Regions from separate parts of the Homo sapiens genome. Here region 2 is linked to region 1. The links are chromatin loops, found by intact Hi-C in ENCODE. Cell type or tissue: psoas muscle. All regions are shown on one strand. Links, peaks and the distances in the headings refer to the core of each region. The heading gives the core; the rest is flanking DNA.

What was found. Peaks named below come from ENCODE experiments on the same cell type or tissue, not always from the same donor. Only the 100,000 strongest peaks of a DNase experiment are listed, where the experiment ranks them.
Region 2: it touches region 1 in a loop (2.2-fold over the local background); 2 of 110 quality-filtered maps call a loop at or near these places.

Annotation. Positions count from the first base shown.
Region 1 is chr11:86,935,227-86,943,577 of GRCh38, reverse strand. PRSS23-AS1 (PRSS23 antisense RNA 1) reads left to right here and starts at 5,093. Exons shown (of 4, transcript NR_187135.1): 1 at 5,093-5,178. It also overlaps a transcript of PRSS23 not described here. RefSeq lists an enhancer at 2,670-3,169. In psoas muscle, for the core only: CTCF peaks have their summits at 2,828 and 4,291 (motif pointing left); a DNase peak (open chromatin) is centred at 2,897; H3K4me3 peaks cover 1,607 bases; H3K27ac peaks cover 2,680 bases.
Region 2 is chr11:87,120,110-87,128,460 of GRCh38, reverse strand. All of the region lies in intron 4 of TMEM135 (transmembrane protein 135), which reads right to left. Among named protein-coding and RNA genes, the nearest start is that of TMEM135, 86 kb to the right of the region's middle. In psoas muscle, for the core only: no CTCF peak of the experiment used is centred there; no DNase peak of the experiment used is centred there; H3K27ac peaks cover 1,273 bases.

The DNA.
Region 1 (8,351 bases), core at 213-8,212:
ATCTCGGCTCACTGCAACCTCCGCCTCCCTGGTTCAAGTGATTCTCCTTCCTCAGCCTCCTGAGTAGCTGGGATTACAGGCACCTGCCATCATGCCTGACTAATTTTTGTATGTTTGTGGAGATGGGGTTTCACCATGTTGGCCAGGCTGGTCTTGAACTCCTGACCTCAGGCGATCCTCCCGCCTCAGCCTCCCAAAGTGCTGGGATTACAGGCGTAAGCCACCGCACCCAGCCTCCTCTGATTTCTTTACTGCAAATAGTTCACTTGGAGTGGGTAGATTCTTTGGCACCTTTCTCAATAATGAGATCTGACCATAAGCTTCTATTTTTTAAAAGATTATATAGCATTATCACTATAGTACATTCCTTTATCTGTAAACTGGACACTTCTAGAATAAATGCCATGATCCCCAACACCCTATAGTTTGAATTGGTCTTGGCTGGTCTCTTGCCCACCTTCCCCCAATGGGAGCTCTGTGTGCACGGCCAGGACCCTAACTGGAATGTGACCCAAGGGTTTTTAGCATTTCGGTCCTGAGAACTGATTTTTTCTCTTTCCCATTTTAGCTTTCACATGCAATTATAATTTTAAAGTTGAGCTGACTCTTGACTAAAGAGGTCAGCCTTGGCCTCCTGTTTTCAGAGGTTCTGTGTACAGAAATAAACCAGACTGGGAGAAGGGCTTTATTCTGTCCTTCATTTTCCTTCACAATGCAAGCTGGTACCGTAGGACTGGGAGGATCCCACTAAATATCTTGAAGATGTGTTGGACCTGCAAAAGTTTAGTTCAAAAGGGTTTCAAAATGGACCTTGGCCTCACATGAAATTCTTAGAATTACCCTGTTTTTTTCCTTCAGTCATTTCATCTTTAGGCTAAGAGGGCCCATAGATTTATTTACCCTCATGGCAAAGGATTCCAACTTCTCAAATTCCCAGGGAAAGAGAATAGAAAATCAAATGTATTGCATTTTCCATCCACTGCCTGATTTTCATCAGCTTTCCACCTGGTTTCCTATAAGCACCCAATTCTATTTTCACTCAAGAACGTGCTTAATCTCATGGAAAGCCTGCATTATCAATGCCTTTCTCTTTAAGAGATTAAATGATTGGTTATGTAAATTTCCTGAAATGCCTGGGGTTGCATCATTCCACTTGATATGAGGTAAATGGGTGGAATATAAAGCAATGAGATGGAATAGATAAGTCACAGAAAATCCTGTCCTGGTTTCATCATGTTCCTCTCACCCCTTTGCCTTTGCATATGCGTTGTTTCCTTTTGCCTGGAATGTCCTTTCCATCTTTCTTCAACTAGGTTATGTCTGTCCTTTTTAAAGCCTTGGGTCATCTTTCCTGGGAAGACATCCCCGATCCTCCTGCTTGCCACTTCCTGCTTCCCTTTCCTTTTATTGATAGGTAGGTTTAAGCCTCTGTGCATTCAACTCTGGGAGCCTTCCTTGCACTGATTGCAATGATCTGTGCATGCATCCATTTCTTACTAAACTGAGCTCCCTGAGCATGACTTTGAGCACCTAAAGTTGTCTATTTATGTACCGTCAGAGCTTGGCACACTGCCTGGCACAGGGCACAAGTTTCAAAATATATGTATAAGGAAGGAAGGCAGGGAGGAAAGAAGAAATGGAGTAAGGAAGGAGGGGAGGAAGGGAGGGTTTTAACCTTGTTAGATGGAGAAACTGAAGGGCTTTGATGACAAACATGGCCACCATAGGAAGGAAACCAAAGGTGACAACAAGAGCCATCAGGTTGGCAGGACTTTCTGGGAAGATACTAGGGCACTAGCCCCCAAGAAAATTCTCCAGCCTCAAAGATAGGTTAGGGAATGATCGACTACCCCACTGTGTTGCCTATTGTAAGTTGTCTCTTTTAAATATTTGCTGAAAGTCTACTGTATATAGAACACTGGAATGGGCTAGGGAAGGGAAAGGGAGTGATTTTTAAAAACTAGGAAATACGAAGTCCAACTTGGAGTCCAAAAGTGCAGATGACAAAACAGAGAAAGAATTCAGCTGCTATTAACAAGCTTAAAACTCTAAATGTGGAAAAACAAATCCTCTACTGCTTAGTAAATATTTGTTGAATAGCTGAAATGAGGGTCCATCGTGTGCCAGCCACTGTCCTGGGAAGGCACCGTAGGGGACACAGATAAATAAGACATAACCTTTCCCTCTAGAAGTTCGCTGCAGCACACTACGTGCCTCCCTCTACCCTCCTTCCCACAAAGGATCAATGCTACTAGTCCTATCACACTTACTATGTAATTTCTTCCTAAGTCCATAGGTCTTGTGGTTTAGCTTGAATAGAACAGTTTCTGAGTACCCAGTGTAATGGGCAAACAGTTCCTAAACTGCTGTCGTCTCACCATTTGACCCCTCAAAGGACACATCTGCTGATGTAAATATGTAGGGAAGGTGGAGGGAAGAAGAAAAAGAGAGAAGTGAGGATCCCAAAGACCATAACTCATTTAAAACTTGGTCTGCCCATCAAAACCACCCCCAGAATTCAGAATGTAAAATATAAAAATTGAAACTTACTCATTATGTGCCATCGGAGGTATTTAGTCAAAATTCAGCATCTGACCACCTTTTCTAGGCCTATGTTGATTTACAATATTTGTACCCAGTAGGTCGTTTATGTAGGTGTGTTACCTTGTATCCTCTGAACCTTCTTCTCTTACTACTGTTGTCATAATTGTATAAATACAAAGAGATTGCTCTATAGAAGTTAAAAGAAGTACAGTACATGGTCAGTCCTCCTCATGTATCCAGAGTGAAAAGGATAAATGTGTGAATAAACTTGGCAGAGAGTTGCCTGCAGGAGGTGTAGGGCAGTGAGTGGCTCAGTGTAACTGGAGCCTGAGATTCTTGGAGTGGGAGGGAAGGTGGGCTGAGGCCAAGTTATGAAAGGCCTTGGAGGCCGTATTCTCTCCTGCGCTCAGCACAGGGGAGTCGGCAAAAGTTTGAAAGCAAGGAAGGTTCATGTCCCTGTTGGTGTTTTTACATAGCTTGCTCTGTCTGCCGTGTGGACTGTGGGCTGGGAAGAAGGCAAGCAGGAGACAGGAAGACCGGTTTGGATGAGAAACCATGAAGGCCTGAATGAAGGTGGTAGCAGAGAGATGGAAAGGAGGGGGTGATTTTCAGAGAAGCCACAACAAATTGTGTCCTCTGTAGCTCTGGTCAATGAGCCGAATCTTTGCTTTCTAAAATGCCAGTGTTTCAGAGGCAAGGAGTTTCTGTTTGCTCTGCACACCCGATACAGCACACCCCTACGTTGCAAACTAAAGATAAATAACGCCAGAGGCCACGGCAGCTTGCAACACTGACCAAGTAGCCCTGGAGATCTTGAGTTTCACTGCATTCAGACTCCCCCTTGCAGTCCGAGGGTCAGCATGACACTGTTAGTGGAGGGGACAGGGTCCTTGGGAGGAGAGGGTAGCATTTAGTTGTTTATGTAGTGCTAAGGGGCCCCACCAGCTCTTCGGGACTCAGAGTTTTCTAACACGACTTATTTCTTAGAGTAGCCGATTCAAATTTCATAGTAAAGGTTTAATTTAGGACAAACTGAATCCAAGTCATGTCTCCCATGTAGATTTTGTTTCTTGACACAGTTTTCTTTGCTAACTACTGTGAATTGCCTAACCAGATCTACAGAAAACCATATCATGGGCCCACATTTTTTTCTAATCCTCTTCCTTTTAAATCAGAAATTCAGTATAACATTTTTCCATAAGTGAATGAGAGAACCACTTCCTAGCATTTTTGTGTGTCCCCCCCACCCACCCCTTTAAAAAAAAAAAAAGAAAGAAACAACAACAGACCTTCCTTTTGGATTTACATCAGCATTTAGCTAACTTCCTGAACATTTCACCCATTTCCTGAACTTATTCTCAGGAAGGAAAAACATCCTCCTTCAGAAATAAATGCAAATAATCCCAGAGATTATTTCTATTAAATAAATAGTGTAAACGCAATGGAATTTCCTGTAAGATGTATATTTACCATGGATATTTCAATAAAAATGTATTGTGATTCTGTAAGACTCATGATATTTGCAGGTAGTCTGAGGAATTATAATCTTTAGTAGCCATTCAAGAGCTAAGTCCTGAACATTTGCAATTTTTACTCATGTTAAAAAATATATATATATATATATATATATTTTTTTTTTTAACTGAGAAATAGGAACACTGGAAAAATTATTCTCCTGAGGTCAGTGTTTTTTGAAGCTTTGTTTCTTTTAAAAGAGGGCTCTAATGACACCTAGTGGTGAATACAGGCAGAACAACTTTAGGACAGACTCAATGCAGTGTCCCTGTAATTAGAATTTTTTGTTTATGTGTTTGCTTGGGAGAAAACACACTCCTTACAAGCACTTCTTAAGTACCCTTAATGCCCAGGAATCCTGAGAAGTAGTGACATGGAAACGTTTCCCTTACGTGTTTCTGGCGATGTTCTCTTCTCTTGATTGATGATTCCTCAGAGCCTGCCCACCTCCTAGGGCTAAACTGGCTCAATTTTAAGAATGGATGAAAAATGTGAAGCTCTGCAGAGGAAAAACATCAATACATCAAGTGAGAAATTTCCCTATATTTTTGAGAAGGCCTCCTCCCATTTGGCTATCTTTTAATGGAGAAGCATGGTCCTTTTCTGGTGTATATGTCTTACTGACTTTTTAAAGGTGTACTCTAGGCTGACTGCCTGTCGTTTCTGCTTTACAGGGGCCTTCTTAGGTTCTCTAGTGTTTGGCAGTGGCTGATTTTTAAAGAGAGAGGTGATAGGGATCTCAGAGAGGCTGCCCTCACTCCAGCCCCACCCCACCCCTACCCCCAGCCCCTCGGAAGGCCATCCAGGACAGATGACTATCTGGCCTCCTTGCACCACCCCCAGGAAGGAGCTCCTTAATCCATCACATCGGCTGATATTCTTCTTTATGTCCAAACCCCTCAGAGTGATATCCAAGACCCTCAGGTCTGGCTCTTCCCCTCTCTTCCAGCCACATCATTCCTCTTCCTCAGACACACCCTATGCTCTAGCCAATCCCAGCCACTTCCAGCTCCTCCTGTTCTCAGGCTGTTTCAGTGTTCTCTGCTCCTGCATGCTGGACTCCTGAGCCAGGAGGCTCTTTCACTCCGTGGCCCTTCTGCTCATTCTTCAAGTCCCTGAGTAAGTGTTTCCTCTTCTTCTTCAAGTCCCTGCATACACGTTTCCTCTTCTGGGAGCCTCGCATGATCCAATCAAGCAGAGCCTGTAGCACCTTCCTTTAGGGCACCTCTGAACCTAGTTCAAACATCTGTAATTGCATGTGTTATATTACATTATATTGTTCTTGTTTGTTTCTCCTCTAGATGTGTTTGAGCTTCTCAAGGGCAAGAGCTGTTCTTGCGCCCAATGCTGGTTCGGGTGCTCGACAAATGTTCACTGACATCCTGGCAGCAGCCATTTGTGGCACTGGATTGTTGCATTTGGCTGCAGTGTTTTGACAGGAGCAAATTAGGAGTGGGGCAACTAGTTCAAGGTAGTGTTGACAATGAGGGTTAGCTCTTTGAAAATGTGCAGAACCATTTATTATCCCAAATGACCTCAGCTTTCACACCACTAGGAATAAGGTGCTTTCACAAAAATCATCTCTAAGTTTGTGTCTAGTTCTAACACTGGAAGATTCTGTTACCAGAAAGGGGTCCGGATCCAGACCCCAAAAGAGGGTTACTGGATCTCACGCAAGAAAGAATTAAAGGCGAGTCCATAAAGTGAAAGCAAGTTTATTAAGAAAGTAAAGGAATAAAAGAATGGCTACTCCACTGACAGAAGGCTTCTGGTTGCCTATTTTTATGGTTATTTCTTGATTATATGCTAAACAAGGGGTGGATTATTCATGCCTCCCCTTTTAGACCATATAGGGTAACTTCCTGACATTGCCATGGCATCTGTAAACTGTCATGGTGCTGGTGGGAGTGTAGCAGTGAGGACAACCAGAGGTCACTCTCATGGCCATCTTGGTTTTGGTGGGCTTCAGCTGGCTTCTTTACTGCAACCTATTTTATCAGCAAGGTCTTGATGACCTGTATCTTGGCTGACCTCCTATCTCATCCTGTGACTTAGAATGCCTAACCGTCTGGGAATGCAGCCCAGTAGGTCTCAGCCTTATTTTACCCAGCCCCTACTCAAGATGGAGTTGCTCTGGTTCAGACGCCTCTGACAATTCTATAATTAGGGGAGCCATGCTTTAAAATATGGTTTTAAAAAATCTAGGGCTAAGGCAGAGAGTCTACAATTGAATGCAAGAATATTTTACATACACCTGTCTTTTTTCTGGGGAGATGGTTCATACTTTTCAAAGAAGGGGTCTGTGATCTCAAAAGATTAAATACCACTGATTAAGAATCATTGACCAAAATGACAATCTTTACTCAGCCTCTGCTGGGTCAGTAGGAGCTAACACCTTAATAGGAGTTAGTGCCTCAGTAGAGAGGTTCGTAATCCAGCAGCTGCAAAGCTCTTGCTTTTTTTCCTACTGCCCTCTATTAGGGCACATGTACTGGTCCCAGTTTGCAATTTCAAAAGAGGCTTGCATCCTAAGAGGCTTTTGGACATGTTCCATTTATGCAGCATTAATGTTCTAAATGTTCTAAATGTAAGAGTAAGGGTGTAAGGGTATGACCAGAACTCTTTTTTTTTTTTTTTCTTTACTCTGTCACCCAGGCTGGAGTGCAGTGGCATGATCATGGCTTACTGTGGCCTCAACCTCCCAGGCTCAAGTGATCCTCCCAGCTCAGCCTCCTACTACAGGTACATACCACCATGCCTGGCTAATTTTTTGTATTTTTTGTAGAGACAGGGGTCTCTGTTTCCCAGGCTGGTCTCAAACTCTTGGGCTCAAGCCATCCTCCTGCCTCAGCCTCCCAAAATACTGGGATTACAGGTATGAACCATCACACGGAGCAAAACTCTTTCAGCAAGATTATATACCTTTCCCCACATTAAAAAAAGTAATTGGCTGGCCGGGCGCTGTGGTTCACGCCTGTAATCCCAGCACTTTGGGAGGTCGAGGTGGTCGGATCACCTGAGGTCGGGAGTTCGAGACCAGCCTGACCAACATGGAGAAACCTTGTCTCTACCAAAAATACAAAATTAGCCAGGTGTGGTGTCACATGCCTGTAATCCCAGCTACTCGGGAGGCTGAGGCAGGAGAATCACTTGAACCTGGGAGGCAGAGGTTGTGGTGAGCTGAGATTGTGCCATTGCACTCTAGCCTGGCAACAAGAGCAAAACTCCATCTCAAAAAAAAATAAAGTAATTGGCATTACCAGAAATGATATTAATATTCTTTAGGTTAGGTGCCAGGGCTACTCTGAAAAAGCCACCACACAGAGCCCCCAAGTCCTGCCAGGTGGTTCACAATGAACCCTCTGGGTAGTGCCAGAAATCCTACATGTGAAGCATGATCACTGAAACATTCTGCGAGTGTGATCTGGGCCTGCAAATTGCTATGAAGCTTTTCTGCTTCAGTGGGAGATGCCATTGCAAACTGAATTGTGGCTGGCAGGGCTGGATTCCTGGGTTTGCAACATGGGCAGTCATTCAGAGCCCTGTGCTTAGACAGGCCTTGTGCTTTGTTTAATGCTTTGCTGTTGCTATCTTGAAATTTTCAATAATATTTGAACAAAGGGCCTCATATTTTTATATCACACCTGCTCCTGTAAATGATGTTTGTCCTAAGTGGCTACATATACCTAAGGCAGCACCAAGTAGTAGAAAGAGCATGTACTTTGGAGTTGGCAGGGGTCAACTCCAATCCCAGTTCCGTAACTTTCTAGCGATGTGAGCTTGGGTAAGTTACTTAACCTCTCTGGGCTTCAGTGTTATTATATAAAAAATAGTGATTATAATGTCTAACTTTTAGAGTCATTGGGGTAATTACCAACAGTTGGGGTAATTACAACATTTGGGGTAACAGTATGTGTTTAGTAATTGGTAATGGATGATAATGACAACAATGCAACAATGATTTGAAAACAACTAGTCAAGAAAGAATGAAATAACATTCATGTGAAAAGACAACCAAAACAAAATGAACAGACAAAAAAATGCCATACACGTAGACTTTTGGGGTTGGGAAGAATCCTAAAGATAAGCTCCTGGGCTGAGTTGTTTTTGCCTTTGCCGTCCACAGCACTTTTCTCTTATGATGCATCTTTTCCCGCATTAAACACTGAGACCCTGAGAACAGATACTGTGTCTATACTTTAAAAATATTTCCAGCTTCTTGCACAAAGCCTGACACAAAGTGGATGTTTAATAAGCATTGGTTGAAATAATAAACTAGCTCATTATTTTAT
Region 2 (8,351 bases), core at 142-8,141, 180 kb before region 1:
TAGTAGGAAGAGAATCAACACTTAGTCTTGTAGAGATTCTCTTATTACAAGTATCAGAAATCTGCAAGAAAAAAAAGAACACGCAGAAGGTTGAAACAGCTAGAGCAAAGATCTGGAGTCAAAGGAATACAAAGCAGTAAGAGATTTGAAGCAAATACGTAAACATGTATACGCAAATGCATACAATCATACATGCTAACATACATGCATATACAGGCACAATTAAGACTAGGAAAAAGGGGGTCATCAAGGTATAGAAGGGCTGTAGTTTTGTTTTCCAGCTCTAAAATCCTTAACAGAAAATTAAGGTTAGAAACCAAGTGTTTTACTAGACCATACCACTATTATCTATAGCAATGTCTCTATTATCCGTGTAACCACTTCAGAGAATAACTAGAGTTGGACCAAAAAAAGCCAAAGTAAGATTCTAGATCAAGCATGATGAGATAGAACACTTATTTGCCTATTTGAATTTAAGAGATGTTCAAAGTTCCTCCCACCTCCAAAGCAGATATTTCTTCTCACAGAGCCTGAAACCACATGTACATTATTGTATTCTGCTGGACATTCAGCATTTTTTTTCATTCAATAACAAATATTTACATTAAGTTACAAATATCAATGGACACAAGAAACTTAAAAAGATAAGCAACTGAAAAAAATAATAAAAACAAAACTAGGAACAGACATGCTGAAAAAGGTGCCAAAGCACCAAACAAAAAATGTGCCTACTTCACCACTTAATCAACACCTAGCCCTAACACTGGTAGGTAGGAAGAAACAAACTTGCTGTTGTCTTTAACTGGCCTCTTACAGAAACTTAGTCTACTGAAGACTAACATCCTAAATTGGCATATAGTTTTGTTTGAATTTATATAATTTAATAGATTTCCAGTATACTATACCAAATTATACTCACTTCTAACTACATCAGAGTATCATACAAGTTCAATTCCACACATAACTTAGAATGGGAGAAAGAACCTGGGATCAAAACAGAGAAGCTCACAAAAAGAAAAAGTGACGTTCCAGATACTAAAACGCCAGTGCCACAAAACCTGGAGGCCATGAATCTTGATTAGCCCACAGAAAGGCCTGCCATGGAGACTGTGTGGCTGGCACCCATGGAGCAATAATTTGGAATGAATGGAGCCCTTAGTATTTTGTATTAATTGAAGTAAGACGTTTAGGAATCTGACACTTCAACTTAGATTAGTTCACACTAATTGAACACAATGCTAAACATTATCCTCAGACACCAAAGTGAAATGTTTAACAACCTATAAACAGGGCCTCGGTATTGAATTCTTTGTCTTATTTAAGTCAAAAGGAACCAGATTACTTTTTTTATGGTTTTAACAAAGTAAACAGGAGCTGGAAAATATCCAAAACTGTTCAAATCAATGTTGTTTTTTACCAGGCTAGGGCTGTTAATAAATATACCATAAATGAGCTCAGACTTTTTTATCTACACTTATATATGTATTCTTGAAAAGGATGTAACAGATTCCAATTCTTAATCATTCCCCCTAATTCCACAATTTCTCACCATTTCCTGTACTAGTTTACCCCTGCTTTTGACTTTTAATTCCATCATAAATTACTCTAATAAGAATTCAGAATCCAAACATAAATTTTATAAACACATACAGTACATACACCTACTTAGTAATTAAAACCAGCCTTCATTAAAGGTAATGCTTCCTTCTAGTATTTCTATAGCATTTGCTATACTTCATGGGGACTTTACTAACAATTTTTAACACAAAAAATGAAAACCATGTTTTTTTAAAACCATCACATTCTAACCATACAATGAGTCCTTTTCTCCTGCAAGTATGTACATATAGTATATATATATATTTTAAAAAGCAAAGCAAAACAAAACCCTTAGCACTTTTAAATGTATACATTTTTAGCGAGAACTAAATTTCCTTCCAAAAAAAAGAACACAGTATACTAAATTTTTTGCTAGAAAGTTAATGTAATTGTTTCAATTATAGTCATTTTTAAACTTTTTTATTGAAAGGATGAATAATTATTAGTAAATGTTTAATGAAATTATAAAATATTTGATAAAAGTGAAGTAATTTTAATATAAATGTTTTTGACACTATTTTATACATATAAATATACATTTATGCACACAGGCATAATAGTATGAACTTCTAAAGAGACAGCCACAAAAATTAAGTTTTAAGAGCCTACTGATAAATATTATTATAATTATTTTTCAAAATGATCAATAAAGATTTATGTTGATTTTGTGAATTAAAATACAGGTATTGTAGGCCGGGCATAGTGGCTCAAGCCCATAACCCAACACTTTGGGAGGCCAAAGCGGGTGGACCACTTGAGGTCAGGAATTCAAGACCAGCCTGGCCATAAAGCAGATCCCAATACAATAAAATATTGTTCCTTGATATCACTGTTGAAAACAAACAAGAAGGGGTGAGTGAGAATGGCAGGGAAATAAAAGGTATATGTTCCAGGTAATGAGTACGAAATTTGCTTTGTTAAAACAGTAAAATCAGTATAAATTTTAGGAGTTAAACAGAATTTATCTTCATTTAAGTAAATTATCTGTAAAGATTGTTTAAATGAATTTTGTAAAACATTTGTATGTAAATTTTCTAGAGCTCTTATAATTTGATGCAGTAGTCTGAGAACTGACCCCCATCTTCTAAAACTGCTGTCCATCCCCTTTACAATTACTTCTTCCCAAATCAGCTGGAGTAACAGTTTTAAAAATGCAAATCCTATCACATCACTTTTTGCTTTTTAAAAGTCTCCAATGGTTTTCTATTACACTTAAAGTCCGAACTCTTTACCACAGCCTACAATATCCTAAATATAATCTGCTTTTGTCTATCTTTCCAACCTCATTTCATACCATTCTGTCCAGACATAACAGACTCCTTAGCTATAAATCAAATGAATCAAACTTGTTGTCATCTTGGGACCTGTTTACTTATTATTCATTACACTCTTGCATAAGATTTTCTCAAGATGTATTAACAGCTCCTTTACATCATTCGGAGTGTACTCAATGTCATCTCTCCAGAGAGGCCTTTCCAGACCAAAAGCACCTCTACTCCCCCACAACTACTCTTACCCTGCTTATTTTCTACCTAGCACTTCCACCTCTGACATTTACAATTTTAATTTATTTACTTATTGGATTATTGTCCCACTTTCCCTCTATTATGTAAGGTCTACAAAGACAGCGCATTGGCTATCTGTGCCCTGGCCTCAAACACAACACACATGTATGTGTTTCATACCTAATTTAGTTGCTTTGGCTTTATAAACAGAAATCAATTTGGTTAGCTTGAGATAAAAATAGGAATTAAAGGGAAGGACACTTTGATGGCTCAGAGAATTGAAAGAAGTTCTAACGAGTCAAGTCAAGTACAGAGCCTCATTCGTGCCCTGGCCTCAAAACAATACCAGACACAGAGCAATTACTCAGTATTTGTGAAGTAAGAGAAGTAGCAACTAAAGCAAGGAAACAAAATTAGTATTTACCCTAACAGCATTTTCTGTTTCAAGCATTAAAAGATAAATATGACTAAATAAAATCCCAGCTCTGGAAAAGCTTATCAGTGTAATGAGAGAAGAACAGAAGTAAGAGAGGAAGGCATAGAGGGGAAAAAGGAGGGAGGAAGGGATAAATGAAGGGAAGGAGGAGAAAGGAAGGAAAATTACTACTACAGAATAATGAACTAACAGCTATGGAAGAACAGAAGAGAATATAACCTAACATAGAGGAAAGATTTCCAAATTCAGATTTATCACTGTCATTGGTACATATCAGGATATATCAACACATACGTATTAAATGAAGATTATTCCACACGACCCTTTATGACACAGAGAAGCCTCATGAATGTCACTTGACTCAAAAAATGTCATTGAAAAAAAACTGAGTTATGCTTTAATTCAGGAAGAATGCTACACAGGTCACATTTGAGCCATGCCCCCTTCCCCTGCGGCCTCCCACCTGCTAAGGTAGTTTGATCCAGCACAAGATTATACCTAAATAAGCCAAACAGATTCTCCCTCTAAAGAATTAAAATTTGAGGTTAAAGGCAAGGTGGAAGGAGGGGAATGTTAGAGCTGAGTCACTTTAATGGCAGTGTCATATAAAAGGTCCTGCTGCTAAGTTCCCGTAGATGCCCTAGTTCCATTTTTTCCTGAGACTCGACTCTTTAGAACTTCTTTCAATTCTGAGCCATCAAACTGTCCTTCCCCTTAATTCCTATTTTTTTATCTTAAGCCAACCAAATTGGTTTCTGTTTATAAAGCCAAAGCAACTAAATTAGACGTGAAACATTGCTCATGTGAAATCATCCTAATGAAGGGCTAAAACAAGAGATTAAGGATTATAGACCTATTGCAAGGAGCAATGTTAAGTCATTACACACAGAGAAACTACAGTGATAGAGTAGAAAGAGAAAAACATTATCATCACTTAGTTTCAGGTGCAGATTCAAATCTTAGAGTCACTGTTTCTTAGCTATATTATGTAAGCTTGAGCAAGTAAATTTAATAATGTTTTCAGCTTGTTTCATGAGCTACTGATAATATGTGCTTTATAGGATTGTTTGAAGAATAAACAAGAGAAAAGATGTCAATAAACCCAGCAAAATGTCTGGAAGATGGTAGGGGCTCAATAAATGTTAATTCTCAACTTGTTTCCCAGTAAGAATAAGGCATCTATTGAGAGAATAAATAAAAAGGCAACTCTGGCTAGAGCAGGAATAAGCAAATAGAGCACATGGCTAAATCCACCCCACCACCTGTTTTGTATGGCCCACAAAATAACAATTATTTTTCTATTTTTTAATAGTGTAGTGGGTTGAATATTGTCCCCACAAATGATAAATTGTATGTTGGTTCTTGTGAAAGTGACCTTATTTGGAAATAGGGTCTTTGCAGATGTAATCAAGCTAATGTAAAGTCATACTGTATTAGAGGAAGCACCAAATCCAATGACAGGTGTCTTTATAAGAGAAAGAAGAGGGAATCCAAATACAAAATCACACAGACAGAGAGAGAAGAAGGCCATGTGATGACAGAGGTAAAGATTAGAATGATGCGGCTATAAACCAAGGAACACCAAGGATTCCCAGGATCTACCAGAAGCTCAAAGAGGCAAGGAAAGGATTCTTCCCTAGAAACTTCAGGAGCATAGCTCTGCCAACACCTTGCTTTCAGGTTTCTAGCCTCTGAACTGAGAGAGAATAAATTTCTGTTGCCGAAAGCCACCACGTTTGTGATAATTTGTTACAGCAGCCCTAGAAGACTAACATAAACAGTTTTAAGAGAACAAAAGAATGATATTTGTTGACATGTGAAAATAATATGATACCAAATTTCAGCATCCATAAATAAAGTTTTATTGGAACACAGACACATTCATTTGTTTACACATTGTCTATGTATGTTTTCATTCTACGCTGGCAAAGTTAAATAGTTGCCACAGGGGACCATATGACCCACAAAGCTGGCAAAATTTACTGTGAAGCTCTAAATAGAAAAAGTTACTCAACTTCTGGACTTCAGCATTAATGTTTAAGGGAGGAATTAATACCTGAGAGAGGGTTCAGGTGCAGTACTGAGTACTGATGAGTACTGCATAGTACTGATGAGATCTGACCAAGTAATAGCCGGATAGATTTAAAAACTAAATGATCTGGCCAGGCGCGGTGGCTCACGCCTGTAATCCCAGCACTTTGGGAGGCCAAGGCGGGTGGGTCACCTGAGGTCAGAAGTTTGAGATCAGCCTGGCCAACATGGCGAAACCCCGTCTCTACTAAAAATACAGACATTAGCTAGGCATGGTGGCAAGCACCTATAATCCCAGCTACTTGGGAGGCTGAGGCAGGAGAATCACTTGAACCTGGAAAGTGGTGGTTGCAGTGAGCCGAGATTATGACACTGCACTCCAGCCTGGGCAACAGAGCAAGACTCCATCTCAAAAAAAATAAATAATAAATAAATAAATAAATAAATAAATATAAAAACTAAATGATAAATGAACAAAAACTCTGGAGATTTTTATGATTTTATGATGACAAATTTAAAGTTTTAAAATATTTAAAGTTTTAAAATAAATCAGGATTTGACAAAAAAAAAAAAAAAAAAACCTAGCAAAACATAAACCTGCCAGTCAAGAATAGTCTGTTGTCTTTGCGAAATAACTTAGATGACAGCAGTCATTGTTATGGGGAAGCTGGATATAATGGAAGAATGTGGAATAAAACTATTAATTTGCTTTAATATGTATAATGTAGGCAGAAAATATCTAGCAGAGATCTCCTGAAAATAGTACAAAATGGAATTGAAAAAAATGATTTAAAATTCAGATGTAGATTGACACCCTCCAATCTTCTCTTCGCTGTTGATGTGCCAAGTCTAAGCAATTAAAATGTTTTACTAATTGAACACCATAAGAACCTAACTGGCCAAGTTATCAAATCTAGTCCTACTATGATCTACCCTTAAGATGACATTCAGGCCAGGCGCAGTGGCTTACGCCTATAATCCCAGCACATTGGGAGGCTTAGGCGAGCGCATCACCTGAGGTCAGGAGTTCGAGACCACCCTGGCCAACATGGTGAATCCCCGTCTCTACTAAAAATACAAAAATTAGTCAGGCTTGGTGGCGTGTACCTGTAGTCCCTGCTACTCAGGAGGCTGAGGCAGGAAATCACTTGAACCCAGGAGGTGGAGGTTGCAGTGAGCCAAGATTGCATCACTGCACTCCAGCCTTGGCAATAGGGTAAGACTCCATCTCAAAAAAAAAAAAAAAAAAAGTACATTCAAAATGATTGTCCTAAAGTAGAAAGTTTAATCTCCTGTGGAACTTCTGTAGCTAATTTTTTAAAAATTAATAAAATGTTATTTAAACTCCTGTGCTCTGTATATAATACCTTTCAAAATTGGACCAAATCCCTCCTTCCAGTCCCATCTCATACCACTCCTCAATATTCCAGAAGCTTCTCCTATATTTAACATTGTTACATACACCTGTAACACCCCATGCTTACTCTTTTGCAATACTCATCATAATTTTAATTATTTATTCTTCTACATTATACTGAATTTATGACAGGATTATGTCTGTCAGGTTCACTATGCTATCCACAGCACCCAAACTGGTACATAGGTGTACAATAAATATTAGTTGAATAAAGAATAAATAAATGAACAAAGAAAGGATGAATAAATATGCCCCATCAACTCAGGACTCCCTGTGCACACAACGCTCCCTCAGGTGAGAATTCTCTTTGCTTTGTTTACCTATCCAGAAAATTCTTGCTCATCCTTCAAGAATGCAGACTCCACAGAAAATCTTTCCCTACAATTTCTGGCAGTTGTTCTGCCCCTTCTTCCACTTTGCTGAAACAATATTTACCATATCATACAGTAATGTACATATTGAATGGTACCTACATCTCACTAAACCTTGAGCTTCTCAATTCATCATTGTTTCCCCAACACTTAATTCAATGTACAAAACATATGAAGAGTCAAAATTTGCTGGGTAAATGAATTAACATTATCTTGAAAATTTAATTCAAGATAACAAAGTTCTAGATCATGTATTTTCACTCTTAGAAATTAGCTTTCACAATACACTGAAGTGCTTTAAACGATTATAATTAATATTTTAGTTCAAACAAAATTTAGAAATTAATGAAATTCCCGTTTGTAATCCCAGCACTTTGGGAGGCCGAGGCAGGTGGATCATGAGGTCAGGAGATCGAGACCATCCTGGCCAACACGGTGAAGCCCTGTCTCTACCAAAAATACAAAAATTATCTGGGCACGGTGGCACATGCTTGTAGTCCCAACTACGAGGCTGAGGCAGGAGAATCGCTTGAACCAGGGAGGTGGAGGTTGCAGTGAGCCGAGATCATACCACTGCAATCCAGCCTGGGTGACAGAGCGAAACTCTGTCTCAAAAAAAAAAAAAAAAAGAAATTTCATCTCATGCTATATTTTATTATACAAGTAATATATCCCCATGATACGACTAAAAAGTAGTCCAGAACAGTGGTTCATGACTGTTAAATCCCAGAGTTTTGAGAGGCCAAAGTGAGAGAATCACTTAAGTCCAGGAGTTCAAGACCACCCTAGGCAACACAGTGAGATGCCATCTCTACAAAAATTAAAAATTAAAAAATTAGCTGGTCATAGTGGTGCATGCCTGTGGTCCCAGCTACTCAGGAGGATGGCTTGAGCCCAGGAGATCAAGGTTACAGTGAGCTGTGATTGCACCACTGCACCCCAGCCTGGATGACAAAGTGAGACTGTCTCAAAAAAAAAAAAAAAAGAAGAAG